Linked DNA regions of Homo sapiens: region 1 is linked to region 2. Evidence: chromatin loops called from intact Hi-C (ENCODE). Cell type or tissue: CD4-positive, alpha-beta T cell. All regions are shown on one strand. Each heading gives the region's core, and the rest is flanking DNA. Links, peaks and the distances in the headings are about the cores only.

Region 1 (7,487 bases), core at 1,704-5,703, 240 kb before region 2:
ATTAAAGATTTAAACATAAAATGCATAAAAGTATTAGAATACATGGGCAGATTCTTTATAATCAAGTGGGAAGGACTTTCTAACTATGTCTCCAAATGCTATCAGTCCAAAACCATAAGGAAAAGATTAATAAACTGGACAACAAAAATAACCAAATATTTCTGCATAGGGAAAAACACCATGAACAATTATCAAAAGACAAATGATATACCAAAAAATAATGGCTTGCAACTCATATAATACACAAGGGTAAAAGACACTGGGGGGGAAAAAAGACCAGACAACCCAAAAGAAAAATAGGCAAAAGATACTAACAGTTAAGTTCATAGAAAAATAAATATAAGACACCCTTAGACACACGAAAACGTATTCAACCTCACTCAGTGAAGAAAATCGCAGATGCAAACTATATGAAATACCACTTTTTACCTATCGGTTGCCCCAAATCCAAAAGTTGAACCACATATTCTATGGGAGGAGCTGTGAAGAAATAAGCATTCCCATGCATTGCCAATGGGAAAACAAAATAATACTATCTCTAGGACAGGCATTCCCACTAAGCTGATCAAGTTCTGGGAATTCATCTAATATATAAACATATACACACAAAATTATAAATGTACAAGGTTATTCATTACCACATGGTTTGTCATAGCAAACAGCTGGAAGTAGTTTAATGAACTATGGACTTGAATTACTAGGCAATTGTGACAAAGAGAGAAAATGCTATTCATGTTCTGTCAGAGAAACATCTGTATGCTGTTAAGTGAAAAAGGAATAATGGAAAATAGTGTGTAAGTCAACCATCAGAATCAGCTTAAGCTGGAGGTTTATCAGAACTTCAGAATAAAGGACCCCATCCACAGCTACTAAATCAGAACCTGCATGTTAAAAAGATGCCAGGAATGCACAATCACATATAAGTTTGATAAGCCCTAGAGATAACAGATTCCTTTTTAAGTAAACTGAGGAAGCAAATAAGAATATACATACATATTTTCTTTAAACTGGATAAAGAAACACTGGCAAAGTAAACCAAAAACTAGAAAAAAAATAGACATCTTTGGTAGGTTGACCATACATTCCAGTAAGTCTGGGACTGTCCCAATATATGCCAGTTGTCTCAGCATAATTATTTATAGAACCTCTTTCACTCTCAGTGAAAATGTCTCGGTTTTAATGATTAAATGTCACCCTACCTGGAGAAACTGCATGAACAGAGGAAGGGAGTGTGAATATATATGTACATCTTTTGTTATCACTTATACTTTTAAAAAAGTAAAAGTAATGTATTATTACATTAATGTATTATTAATTCAAAAGCACTTTATTAAGGAAAAAAAATGAAACCAGTCAGGAAAAACAGACCGAGAAGAACCTAAGTAGGCTAAGGATGGAAATGCACGCATAAGCAATGCCTGGAGCAAAAAGAAAAGATGCCTTCATGAGGACTAGGGAGGGAATCAAAGTTAGGAAAGGACAGCTCAGAGGGTGGCATTACAGACACCAACAGAGGAGACTCTCCAAACAAAGACCATGGTTAACAATATATGCAGCAGACCAGGCAAGTAATGCAAAGGCAAAAACATGCACTAGCCTTGACTATGATTTGGTGGCCTTTGCCAGAACTGATTCAGGTGAGTTTAGGTGAGGGAATAAGGTTGCATTCATCAGATTGAAACATAAATGAGAAACACAGAAACAAGTCGGAACTGTCAGTGATTCAACCTAGAAATAAGAACGAGCTGACACAAACAGTTAGGGAAAACTGTTTTGAGGACATGCAGTCCCTCCATTCCTCCACATCGTCAAGGTTTTATTCCTGGATCAAACAGGACCATCAAACCTCAGCGTTTGTTCTCCTGAAAAGCATATGCACTGAGTTCTGCTCTGTAACTGTGTTCTTTGTTTCTACAAAGAAATACTTATAGACAATTTACTGCATTTATTTCAGAATTGTTACTAGAACAATTAGAGATAATATTACAATAACTTGGATAATTCTGCAAAATTAAAAATCCTGCATCTAATTTGCCAACTGCACTATTTTGGATTTGCTACTTCAGTTTTATTTCCCTTAATGTCAATTTTTGCCTATTTCTATTTTTCCATTTTCAAAACATAAACCCTTATAAACTTCAGAAATCCATTTTTAAACAAACTGGGAATAAAGAAACAAGAATCTCACCTGGGATTTGTTCATTTTCCGCTCTTAGTGGAGGAAGGAGAGCTGAAGGATTAGAAAGGAAGAATGTCAGGAGAGCCTTCGCCGGCCTTGCAGTTCGGAGATTCACCTGCCTATACAGGTCCACACACAAGATACTTACGTGTCCATGTGTGGCTCCGATATATGCTGAGCTCAGACATGACACTTTTCACTGAGTGAATGTAAATATTTCTTATTGATTTATTACCAATTTAGGTTCTGTGACACAGAAAAATTAAAAACATGAAAAGATGAGTTTAACAAGTTAACAGTAATCTGAAGGAAAAAACACTATGGGTTTGTCAAAATTCCTTGTAGGGAAAAAAAAAAACTGAGGCCATATTGTTTATCTGTTTACCTGTTAACACCATTAATGCCCTGAGGTTAGATAATGCAAAAGACCTCTAAAAAAAGGGATAGGATGTTAAATGCAAGTTTAAAAATGTTTGTTCTAACTTGCTAACAATTCCTCAAAAGGATCTTTTAATGAGAAACTGTGATATAGAGTAACAAAATGGGCAGCAGTGGCTCGGGAAACTGCAGACTTGACTTCTAATCTCAGTTCTGCCTCTAAGGAATGACAAGATCTGAACTACTCACCTCCTCAAACTCAATTTTGTTTTTCCATCTTTCAAATAAGGTCAAAACAGATAACCCAAGTATGACCTGACTGCACTACCATCCGGCGGGGATATCAGGCCAAGAGAGGAGGAAGCTCAGCAGCTCATCTGGATGTGCCCGGTGTTCGCGGAGGGGTGATAACAGCATTTCTTTCGCTGTGGCCGTGAGCCTTTCACCCGTCCCTGCCCTCAGACTCTCCAGAGGTGACGTTCCTGTTAGCCTGCGCGCCCACCCCTCAGCTCCAGCTCACCTCTCTCTTCTTAAATTTGTCCCAGACCTTGCACCAGCACACAGACTCCGACGGCTTCAGGATACTGTGCCATGATTACACATAATACATAAGCGAACGCGAAACGTGTAAATAATTACTTGGGATAGGAGGGCGGTCAGAGCCAGCAGGGGCCCTGGTGGTCAGCTAGGCCAGCCCCTTCGCTCCTGCACTCCACGGGCAGAGAGGCCCTTGGGGCCGGTGCAGGAGCCGTCTCCCTCGGGCTCTCCCAGGGAACGCACACCCAATAAATACAGCACCTAAACAATGAAAGTGCTCAAAACAACCCCAGGCGGCAAGTATTCCTAATATCCGTAATTTACAGAGAGGAAAACCGAGTCTCCCGTGGATAATTGTGTCTAATTCATTTGTCGCGGACCTGGCGCAGTCGCTCTCCCCCGCAGCCCCGCCTCCTCCCCGCGGGCTCAGGGCACAAAAAGCGCACACGCACACATCAAACGCCATGCGCACGCGCACAACAAACGTCACACGCTACGCACGCGCGTGCTGTCCCCTCCCCGCAGCCAGTTCCCTCCCCTTCGGGCCAGTGCGCATTGCCTACCCCGTGCTACAGGACTTCGCTGAGCGCCAGGCGCAGGGACTGGACGCATACGGACCCCCGGGAGCCCCGGAACTCGCGTTCCCACGCCAGACCTCATCCCCTTCTGACAGAGACGCCCTCGTCCCACCGTCGCCGCAGGCGCCAGGGGTCCCTCCCCACCGCCGAGGTCTAGCCGCCGCCCGCCCGCCTTCAGGGCAGCGCGGGGACCCCCTGGCCCTCGCCCAGTGCTCCGGGGCTCACCCGCCGCTCCTCGCCGCCTCCGGAGGCGAGGGATTGTTTCCCACAAGGGACTGGAGTCCAGGGAAGGACTCGCCTGGAGCGGGAGGCGGGGATGCACATGCGCAGAGGGAGAGGCCGAGCGCCCGAGTTAGGCTGGTGGATGCGATGCGGGGCTTGGAAGCGGCGCTAGACGGTGCCTGTCAGCTCTGGCCGCAACCCTCAGTTGTAAAATGAGGCTGATAGTGCCTACCTAGCAGGGGTTTTATGAGAATTGGAGGCGCTTACGTTGTAAAAGCATTTAAACCGGTGTCTGACACATAAATTGTTCAGTATATTTCTCACAATTATATATCATGCTGGTCATCATAAGGCTCTCCTGCAAAACAGCCTTGTATAGTGGGTTGAGAGATTACTGTCTCAGTTACCCACTCCTGCTTGGAACCAGGATTCTGTCAGTGTCCCCAGAGGTTGTGGATCAAATCAATGTGCCTGTTAGACACAAGCCAAGAGAAGGAAAGGTGTGCTTGAATTCATTCACGATCATGCATGGTAACGTTTAACTGAAAGACTGGAAGAGAAAACTAAAATCTGTGACCAGTATGGTTATTCTCTGGAATAAGGAAAAACAGAAGCTAGCAATTCAAGACCCAAACATAAAATTGTTTATATGTTTAAAAAAAAAAAAGCCGTTTGAGTAACAAATTTGAAGAAGAAAGCACGCACTCATTTCCCAAAACCAACCATACTTTACCCAGAACTACACTACACGTACATTCTTTTACGTGCACATCTGGCATTTTCAGCACACTATGAGCATGTGCGTGTGTTACAACTTTTCATTTAAAAAATCAACTCCTGGGTCATTGTCCACTTTTTTAAACTTTTCATTTGCTCATAATTTCAGATTTACAGAAGAGTTGCAAAATAGTTCCTATATGCCTTTCACCCAGATTCCACTAGTGTTAGTATTTTACATGACCATGGTATATTTATCAAAACTAAGAAAATAACATAGGTACAAGTACTATTAACTGAACTGCAGAGTTTATTCAGACTTAAGCAGTTCTTCCACTAATGCCCTTTTTCTGTTCCAGCAACCAATCAAGGATATTGTCACCGGGGGTCCTTGCTCCCAGAGCTCCCAAGATGGTGGTGGGCTGCTTCCGAGATGGGGGCAAGCCTCATGTTCTCTGACCTGGGGTTCTTGGCCTCATGGATTACAAGGAATGGAATTTTGGGCTATGTGGTGAGTGTTATAGCTCAATTAGAAGCCGTGGGTCACGGAAGAGAACTGTGGAACCCAGTGACTAGTGTTCAGCTCGATTAGGACCAACCTGGGACTTAGCTGTGCAGGAACAATGGCAAGCCTTTAGCCCAACTTGGGAGCAGCAATGGGCACCTCGCTGGATCAGGAGCACAGCGGACACCCTGCCAGATCCGGAGGGATGGAAGTCAGCGGCGGGTCTGCGAAGGCCGCAAACAGCAGCGGTGGACAGCGAGCGAAAGCTCAGCTCAAGCCGTAACAAACACGGACCAGAAGAGAGTGCAGTTGCAAGATTTAATAGAATGAAAACACAGCTCCCATGCAAAGGGAGGGGACCCAAAGTGGGTAGCTGTTGCCGGCTCCAATGCCTGGGTTTCTATCCCGATCATTGTCCCTCCCGCTGTGCTCTTAGGCAATAGATGATTGGCTATTTCTTTACCTACTGTTTTTGCCTAATTAGCATTTTAGTTAGTTCTCTTTACTACCTGATTGGTCGGATGTGAGCTAAGTGCAAGCCCCTTGTTTAAATGTGGATGCAGTCAACTTCTCAGCTAAGCTTAGGGATTCTTAGTCGGCCTAGGAAATCCAGCTAGTCCTGTCTCTCAGTATCACAGTACATTTACTTGTCATGTCTTAGCCTTGGCCAGTTTGTAATAGTTTCTTGCTCCTACCTTGTCTTTCATGACCTTGCTATGAAGATGAAAGCACGCTCTCTTGACTTCAGTCCTCCCACCTTGGCTTCCCAAAGTGCTTGGGATTACAGGCATGAGCAACCACACCCAGCCTATAGTTTAACTTTAAAACAAGAACGATAATGATCCCTTCCTGAAACTAACCCCCTCCTTGTTTGGGGACAAAAACCGTTTTTGTAAAACTAGTGGAAGTCCACAAGTTTAGAATTTTGGTAGGAACCTGAATTCTGTAAGATGCAGGCATAAACTCTAACCAGTTTTTGCTTTTATAATCTGCCTTTTTGTAACTGCTTACTACTCCAGAGTCACATAGCCAGTGGTCACAAGATTTATAACATCTCCAATTGTCACTATAGATAATGTCACTATTGTAAAACCTAAAACTAGTGTTTGAGTTATTTTTCAGACTTTACATTCTGATGGACCAACTGGTGCCACTGGGACCAGTAACCCATAGCAAAAAATGGACTCAGTTGATCCTGTGACCCCCTTCAAGAACCGATTCAACACAAGAAGACAGTTTCAACAGCCCTATGATTTCATCCCTGACCCAGCCAATCACCATTCCCCATTCTCTAGCCTCCTGATGGGCAGGAGGCTAGAGAGGTTCAAAGTTTTTCATCCTTGAAAGACTGTAGCCTCCAAATTCTCAGGAAGGCAGATTTGAGAATTATCTCTTATACTTGCTTGGCCACCCTGCAATTATTAAACTCTTTTTCTGCTGCAATCCTGTCGTTCTCAGTTTATTGGCTTTTTTCTAGGCAGCAGCCAAGAAGAACCCACATGGTAACATTCTCCTGATTAGACTGAGGTTGTGAGTTTTTAGGAAGCACCCCACAAACAGGTTGTGGCTTTCTCATAGTGTGATATCAGATGGCATGATATCAACATGACTTTTTACTGGTTAATTGACCATGATTACATGTATTAAATTAACTGAAATTTGTCCTGAGGCTGCCTCCCTACCTTTAGGGCCGATGTAAGGACTGCAACCTACCTTGGTATGTAAACAAACAAAGCATAGCTTGTTAAACTTTTATAGCTGGCTGAGTCAGCCAGTTACAGAAGCTGAGCTAAAGCCAGTTACAGGCTGCCAACTAATCAGACCATTTCCAAATAAGGCCAAAGTTGAGCTGTAACCAGTCAAGCTGTTTCTGTAGAGCACTTCTGTTTTCTGTCTGTAAATACTCCCTGCCCACTTTATAGAATTCTCTGAACCTCTTCTAGTTCTGAGTATTGTCTGATTCAAGAATCTTTCTTTGCTGAAATGAACTCGGCTAAACTTAATTTTCTAAAATTTGTCTTTTAACACTTGGTTAAGGTGGTGTCTGATAGGTTTCTCCCTATTTTTCCCTTTCCAGTCTATATACAGAAGTGGGTCTACATGTCCAGCCCACACTCAAGGGGAAAGGAAATAAGCTCCATTTTAAATTTGTGGTTATATTTTTAAATTACCACACTGATTAGTAAATTCAGGGAGAGATTCTTTGAGACTATGCAAATACCCTATTTCTACTTTTCTACTGATTTTAGTTATCATTGGTGGATCTTGGCTGCAACCATTACTACTGTGGTGTTCCAAATGGTGATTTGTTGTGTGAACTCTGAAAACTTGAGACAGGTCTCAGTTATTAGAAAGTTTGTTTGCGGCCGGG
Region 2 (7,487 bases), core at 1,226-5,225:
TATCTCCAATTGCTGATCTTCAGAACAGACGGGTTGGAGTGGGATAAGGAAGTGAGGTTCTTGTAAAAGAAGTGAAGAGACTCCATGAAGAAAGATGAGGAAAGTGGTGCAAACCTTCCCAGGTCCCAAGACAGCTGGAGACTCCTGCCCATGCTCTAAAGGGAAGGAGCTAGACTCTCCAGGGAAAAAAGCAGACTCCCAGGAGTGAGAGGTGATGGGGGGCAGAGAGGAGCAGACGGCCACATGGCTCAGCCCCTGCCCAGGAAAGTGAGTCCACAGTTCACTAACTATAATCACCATGAACAAGTAGCCATGAACACTATAGTCAGCAAACACACACACAGACACATAACACGAGTTGGAGGAGCCTGCAGGCTGCAGTGGTGAGGCAAGAGATTAGTTGGATCATCAGGTGGAGGAATGGTGTTAGAGGGGACAGGGAAGGGCATGGCAGGACAAAAAAGTTCTTGGCTTCTCTTCTGGAAAGATTTGTTGCTGAAGTGGCTGTTTTCTTAAGCATCAATATTTGCATCTAAAAGTTCAAGCAGCTGCCTTCAGGTTCCGGAGGCTTCCCACTGGAGGGCTGCACTTCATTCAGCTCTCTGCTTTCTGGAGTTTTGCTGCATTTGCAGTGATGAGGTTCTCCACCTGGGCTTCCTCCTCCCCTGGGGTCCCGGGCTTCTGATTGAAACTCCACTTGCATCTGCAACCTAGGATAAGGAAGATCCCAACGGAGAAGAGGACCACAGCACATACCAACCCCTGAATCCTCAGGGTCTGTTAGTCATAATGAAAATGGTCAATTTCCTTCTCCTACTCAGCTGCACTGGCCATGACAATGAGGGCCAACAGGCTGCATAGGAATATCAGCACCACCTCCATGGTGCCTGCACAGCCAGTCCCCTTCCTGAGATGATCCCAGGAGGATGTGTCGAGTCCCAAGGAGCCTAAGAGTGGCATGTCCCTAGTTTTCAATCTCTTTAGGGATAGGATTATGCAAATTGAAAGAAGAGCAAACAATGTTACTGAAATAATCCATGGCATAATGGAACCTGAATGCATTAAAGAAATAATGGAGGGCAGGAGAGGTGGCTCACATCTGTAATCTCAGCACTTTGGCAGGCTGAGGCGGATGGATCAATTGAGGTCAGGAGTTTGAGACCAGCCTGGTCAATATGGTGAAACCTAGTCTCTACTAAAAACAGGAAAAATTAGCTGGGCGTGGTGGCATGTGCCTGTAATCCCAGCTACTGGGGAGGCTGAGGCAGGAGAATCACTTGAATCTGGGAGGCGGAGGTTGCAGTGACCCGAGGTCTTGGCACTGCACTGCAGCCCAGGTGACAGAATGAGATCCAGTCTAAAAAAAAAAAAAAAAAGAAATAATGGAATATTCACAAGTGTCAAGACTGTTTCTTAAAATGCAAAAGCATTAGGCTGGGTGCAGTGGCTCATGCCTGTAATCCCAGCACTTTGGGAGGCCGAAGCGGGCGGATCACGAGGTCAGGAGTTCGAGACCAGCCTGGCCAACACAGTGAAACCCGATCTCTACTAAAATTACAAAAATTAGCCGGGTGTGGTGGCACAAGCCTGTAGTCCCAGCTACTTGGGACGCTGAGGCAGGAGAGTCGCTTGAACCCAGGAGGCGGAGGTTGCGGTGAGCCGAGATCATGTCACTGCACTCCAGCCTGGGTTACAGAGCCAGACTCCATCTCAAAAAAAAAAAAAAAAAAAAAAAACATTATGAGCAGGAAAATAAATTGTGTCTCGAAGTGATAATCATTGTTGTACTTACCATGACTGTCTTCTGAAATGCATCTCAACCCTTGAATAATTTGATTCTTTTACATGGATGGTACTAAATGCTTTTCCAGCATGGGAACAAGTGGGATTATCATCAGTGGTGGTAAAGAAGGGAATAGAAATGGAGAAAAATGCTTCTTTTTTGGTCAGTGGACATTTATTTTTTATTTTTATTTTAACTTAAACTTCAATAGCTTTTGGAGTACAAGTGGTTTTTGGTTATGGATGAATTATAAAGTGGTGGATTCTGAGATTTTAGTGCACCTGTCACCTGAGTAGTGTACACTGTACCTAATGTATAGTTTTTTTTTTTTCATTTTTGAGATGGAGTTTTGCTCTTGTTGCCCAAGCTGAAGTGCAATGGCGCGATTTCAGCTCACTACAACCTCCACCTCTCGAGTTCAAGGGATTCCCCTGCCTCAGCCTCCCAAATAGCTGGGACTGCAGGTGTGTGCCACCACGCCCAGCTAATTTTGTAGTTTTAGTGGAGACGGGGTTTCACCGTGTTACCTAGGCTGGTCTTGAACTCCTGACTTCGTGATCCACCCGCCTCCGCCTCCCAAAGTGCTGAGACTACAGGCGTGAGCCACCGCGCCTGGCCATGTGTAGTTTTTTTAACCTCCGGCCTCCTTCCTACCAGCCCCTTCTGAGTCTCTAAAGTCCATTATATCACTCTGTATGCCTCTGCGTACTCATAGCTTAGCTCCCACTTATAAGTGAGAACCTACGGTTTTTGGTTTTCCACTCCTGTATTACCTCTGCCTGTGAACTTTAAAAAGTTATCGTGATCAAGAGATCCTGCATACTCCTGAAGAATGGAAAATGCATGTTTGCCATGCAAGATGGTATTACGTGGTTTAACAAATAAAATTTGAAGAGCAATTCCGAGTTATCTTTACGACAGCTTACAGGCTGGTAATGCTCATGTCCAGCGTGTTTTCTCACGGTTAGCGTCCAATGGACCAGAAAGGAGCAAGTGAAGCTCTCCACACTGGCGCAAGTGTAGGTGGTGCTGCGGCAGCGTCGCGGGGCCACAGGAACCGACCTCGTCTGGAGAAATTCCACTCGTGAATTCTGCCAAATGAGGAAGTGTTGAGGACGGCCAAATCATCAGGGGGATGTAATTCATGAGAAAGCTGTGTAATTTAAATACTCATAATTTATTTCAGCTAACGAATAAAACTGCAGTACTGCACTTGCCGCATCTGGGAACTAACTGCCCAATGCGGCTGAAACCTCATGCCCTTTCAAAAGGAGTGGCGCGAGGGCTTGTGGGAAATGTAGTCTGCACTTTCTAAGGGAGCGGCGCGAGGGCTTGTGGGAAATGAAGCGTGCACTTTCTAAGGGAGCGGCGCGAGGACTTGTGGGAGATGTAGTGTGCACTTTTCGGCCCCCGTCGCGGGAGCCGCTTCGGGCCTTCTGGGCATGTCTGCCATATGGCTCCAGGTTTGTTTTTCTCCCCGGCACTCTGACGGGGAGGGCTCCCGGCATCTCCTGGCGTCCGGGTAGAGGACGCGGAGGGTGAGTAAGGGAGGGCAGGGGCGAGGGTGGACTGGGGGTTCCGCGCGGCCTGGGGGTGGGAGAGAGGGAACGCCTTTGCCGCCTGGCCTGGGTCCGAATCCTGCCTCGGTTCTTGTGCTCCCAAAGGGAATGCGCAAGTCCCGCGCCTGTGACAAGTGAGGTTGGATTTTCTCTTCCCTGAGGTGAAGGATGCCCGGAGGCCTCCGCAGGACGGCGCAGAAACGGGCCTTCTGCCCAATAGATGCGCGCTTCTCTCATTCTTTCCCCTCAGAATCTCGCTGTCCTCACAACCACCTGTGGTCGGCGTCGCCGCGGTGTCACTGCGATGCCGAGGCGAATGGGGTGGGGGGAAGCGCCCGCGGGGCGGGGAGGGACCCTGCAGGCGCGGACTCCACACCCAGCCTCTGGCCAGCGTCACTCGGCTTGCTGTGTCCTCGCAGGTCGCAGCTTCATTGCCTGATGTCTTCGGGAAGTATTTTGAAGTCATCGTGGCTGTGGATTGGGGAATTTCTTGTTTCCACTGACCTGTGAGGCCGCGCACGCGGAGGGAGGCACCCCAGGCCCTCCGGCACTGTCCAGCCTCGCCTGTGTCCCCATTAGCACCAGTGGGCATTTTCAGAGGGTCCAGCTCATGGCTCAAGTGACAGGAAGATGTAGGAGCTTTCTGTCTTGAATGAGGATTCGAACCAAAGGGCTTAGGCCCAGCTGTCTTGGAGCAAAGCAGCTGTTGTGGGGTAAGAAGGGAAGGGTGGGGGGCGAGGGCCCAGGGGCCCTCCTAGGAGGACACCCAACCCGTTGGGCTGACACCTCACTAGAGATCTAGAGCACGGGTGGGAGGAGCAGAGGCTCGATTTGTGTCCTTTCCAGACCCCCACAGGCTGGGAGCTTTGTGCCCATTCAGATGTGGGGGCAGAAGAGGGCAAGGCCGAAGGAGCAGACAGCACCGCTTCTTGGGGAGTTGTGAAGGCATCATGCGGAGGGAAGAGCTTAGCAGCCAAGTGGAGGACAGCACCCTCCATGCCTGGATTCGTTACTCGCTCGTTCTAGATGCTGAGCTGCTGGCGCACTGCAGCACAACTAGAGATGTACGGATGCCCCCATCTTGATCTTACAGAATCAGAGGTACAGCCGCGAGAAAGGTCTGTAAGTTATCTATTTACGCTTTATTTAAAAGATGGGATGGGGTGGGGTGGACAGGAAACGAGCTTAACGTGTTAAGTTACTGATGACATTGACACATTTTGTTGTGGCAGAGTCAAGAACAGACAGAGTCGCTTGAGGACTCAGGAGGGTGTTTGCTGCGTTGACAACAGAGTAAGTAAAAATCAGTTTGCTTTTTTAAATCCAAAGATTGTTTTGAGAACCTCAAATCAAGTTAGAGCAAGTTCGTTTTCCTTCCAAAAAAACTGGGCTGGGCTGGGCACGGTGGTTCACGCCAGTAATCCCAGCACTTTGGGAGGCTGAGGGGGGTGGATCAAGAGGTCAGGAGTTCGAGACCAGCCTGGCCAACATGGTGAAACCCCGTCTCTACTAAAAATGCAAAAAATTAGCCGGGTGTGGTGGTGCGCACCTGTAGTCCCAGCGACTTGGGAGGCTGAGGCAGGAGGTTGCGGTGAGTCGAGATCATGCCATCGCACTCCAGCCTGGGCAACAAACAGGGCAGGACTCTGTCTCAAAAAAGCAAACAAACAAACAAAAAAAACTGGGCTGAAAAATACCACATCGCTTTTTTCAAAACCTTGTTGGGATTCTCTGGTTTGTAATAAAGATTAAAACCTGAGTATTTTTGTTTAGCATCAGTTTTAATGAAAGTATTATGTTCCACTCTTTGGCTTTTCCTAACTTGCTTAATTAGTTTAATATATCGGTTTGCATACTCTGTTAGAGTACAGCATAAATTGTTTTTAAGTCAGTAGAAAACAAACGTTTTTACATTTGAAAACTAATGAGTCCAAGCAGTACATAATCATGCCAGAGTCATGCATGGGCGTGTGAGTATCTCCCTTTCAGAGATGTTTTGCCGGCTGCGAAGTGGACCTTTTAAGGCAAGTGACATCACTCATGATCTTTTCTTATTTCTCAGCTACACCCTCACAGTTTGCTCTGCTCTTCCAACACCAGTGGAAGATGATCACATCCCAGGTAAGTTGTTTATTTTTTCACCGTTTTGCTTAAAAGTAATTATTGAGGTTTAAAAAATGTCTATACATTCATATGAAAGTAGAAATAACATCAGGGAAAATATAGAGGAGAGGTCACATTACATTTCATGGGTCAAATGCAGCCTGCCGCATGTTTTTTTATGGTCCACAAACGAAGGATGGTTTTTATATTTTTAGGTGGCTGAGGGAAAAAAAACAAGAATTATATGAAATTCAGATTTCATTATATATAAAGTTTTATTGGGACTCAGCTATACTCATGTATTTATGTGTTGTCTGTTGGTACTTTCATACTATGAGGGCAGAGTTGACTGGTTGCAGCAGAGACTGTAATGGCCCACAAGCCTAAAATATTTACTGTGAGACCCTTTACAGAAAATGTTTGCTGATTTCTGATAAAGAGTTGATGAAGAGTAAAACAAAAATGTCATGTAAGTGAATGCAGATCTTGTGATCTCACAGAGTTGTGAAACTGGAACATAAAACAGTTTGTCAATGGGCTTTATTAGGTGACACTGTGAAACTTCTGATGACAATCTTGCAGTTACATGAAAAAGTAGTACAACGAAGTGAATAATTCATGTGCAGTCCAGGGGAAAACTTAAGCGATATCAAGAGAAAGTATGTGATTAAAAAATTCAAATAGGCCGGGCTAGGTGGCTCATGCCTATAATCCCAACACTTTGGGAGGGCGAGGTGGGTGGATCATGAGGTCAGGAGTCCGAGACCAGCCTGACCAACATGGTGAAACCCCGTCTCTACTAAAAATACAAAAATTAGCTTGGCATGTTGGCGTGCACCTGTAATCCCAGCTAGTCAGGAGGCTGAGGCAGGAGAATCGCTTGAACCCAGGAGGCGGAGGGTGCAGTGAGCCGAGATTGAGATTGCACCACTGCACTCCAGCCTGGGTGACAGAGTGAGACTCTGTCTCAAAAAAAAAAAAAAAAAAAAAAAAAAAAAAATCACATGAATTGTGTAGCATTAGGACTTATGGTTGTTTAAAGAAACAGTCCTGGTAGGCTAGGGTGATCATGGGTTGTTAGGATGTGGCAGGCTTTGTGACAGCCCTAGAGACTGGGCAGAACTGGAATATTTGCAATAACTTTCAAGAGATTCTACCTAAAAAAAAAATTATGGTAAAATACACATCACATGAAATTCACAATTAAGCCATTTTAAAGTATAGAATTCAATGACTTTAGTACGTTCACAATGTTGTACCACCATAACCACCATTTATTTCTGGAATATTTTCATCACACCAAAAGGAAACATAGTACCCTTAATAAGCAGTGTTGTAACTTAATAAGCAGTTGCTCCCTTTTTCCCCTCTGCTCCAGCCCCTAGCAACCAATAATCTCCTGTCTTTATAGATATGCCTGTTTTAGATATGGCATACAAATGGAATCATACAATTTGTAGCCTTTTGTGTCTGATCTCTCACTTAGAATAATGTTTTCAAGACCCATTTATGTTGTAGTTGTATATCAGTACTTTGTCCCTTTTTATGACTGAACAATATTCTATTATATGGATATACCAACTTTTGTTTATCCATTCATCTGTTGATGGACATTGGGGGTCATCCTGTGTTTCGCTATCGTGAATAGTGCTCCTATGAGCATTCATGTACAAATATTTGTTAGAATACATGCTCTCAGTTGTTCTGGGTATATACCTACGAGTGAAATTGCTGGGTCATATGGTAAGTTTACGTTTAATTTATTGTGAAACTGACAGTTTTCCACAGCAGGGTGCTTTGCAATCCATAGGAATTTTTAGTTAGCTTTTCTATTTCTGCAAAAAAGTATGTTGAGTTTTTGATAAGTATTGCATTGGGTAAGTATTGGAGTGGGTAATAACACTTTGGGGAGTGTTATCATCTTAATATTAAATCTTATAATCCATGAATGTAAGATTTTTTTCCCCTAGGTCTTCTTTCCTTCATTAATGTTTTGTAGTTTTCAGTGTACAAGTGTTGCATATCCTTGCTTAAATTTATTA

Evidence for each region. A loop is a pair of places that touch in the nucleus more often than their neighbours do. Peaks named below come from ENCODE experiments on the same cell type or tissue, not always from the same donor. Only the 100,000 strongest peaks of a DNase experiment are listed, where the experiment ranks them.
Region 1: it touches region 2 in a loop (6-fold over the local background); 49 of 110 quality-filtered maps call a loop at or near these places.

What each region holds. Positions count from the first base shown.
Region 1 is chr10:37,854,108-37,861,594 of GRCh38, forward strand. It overlaps ZNF248 (zinc finger protein 248), which reads right to left and starts at 3,503. Exons shown (of 6, transcript NM_021045.3): 1 at 3,078-3,503; 2 at 2,328-2,425; 3 at 2,189-2,230. The coding sequence starts at 2,203. It overlaps ZNF248-AS1 (ZNF248 antisense RNA 1), which reads left to right and starts at 3,642. Exons shown (of 2, transcript NR_186559.1): 1 at 3,642-4,394; 2 at 4,971-6,559. RefSeq lists an enhancer at 2,996-3,055 and silencers at 3,373-3,749, 3,446-3,995. In CD4-positive, alpha-beta T cell, for the core only: no CTCF peak of the experiment used is centred there; DNase peaks (open chromatin) are centred at 2,934, 3,564 and 4,024; H3K4me3 peaks cover 1,992 bases; H3K27ac peaks cover 1,461 bases.
Region 2 is chr10:38,091,170-38,098,656 of GRCh38, forward strand. It overlaps ZNF37A (zinc finger protein 37A), which reads left to right and starts at 3,168. Exons shown (of 8, transcript NM_001324250.3): 1 at 3,168-3,321; 2 at 3,762-4,055; 3 at 4,369-4,460; 4 at 4,575-4,635; 5 at 5,405-5,463. The coding sequence starts at 5,449. It also overlaps the pseudogene FXYD6P2. RefSeq lists an enhancer at 3,122-3,311. In CD4-positive, alpha-beta T cell, for the core only: no CTCF peak of the experiment used is centred there; DNase peaks (open chromatin) are centred at 3,122 and 3,642; H3K4me3 peaks cover 1,885 bases; H3K27ac peaks cover 418 bases.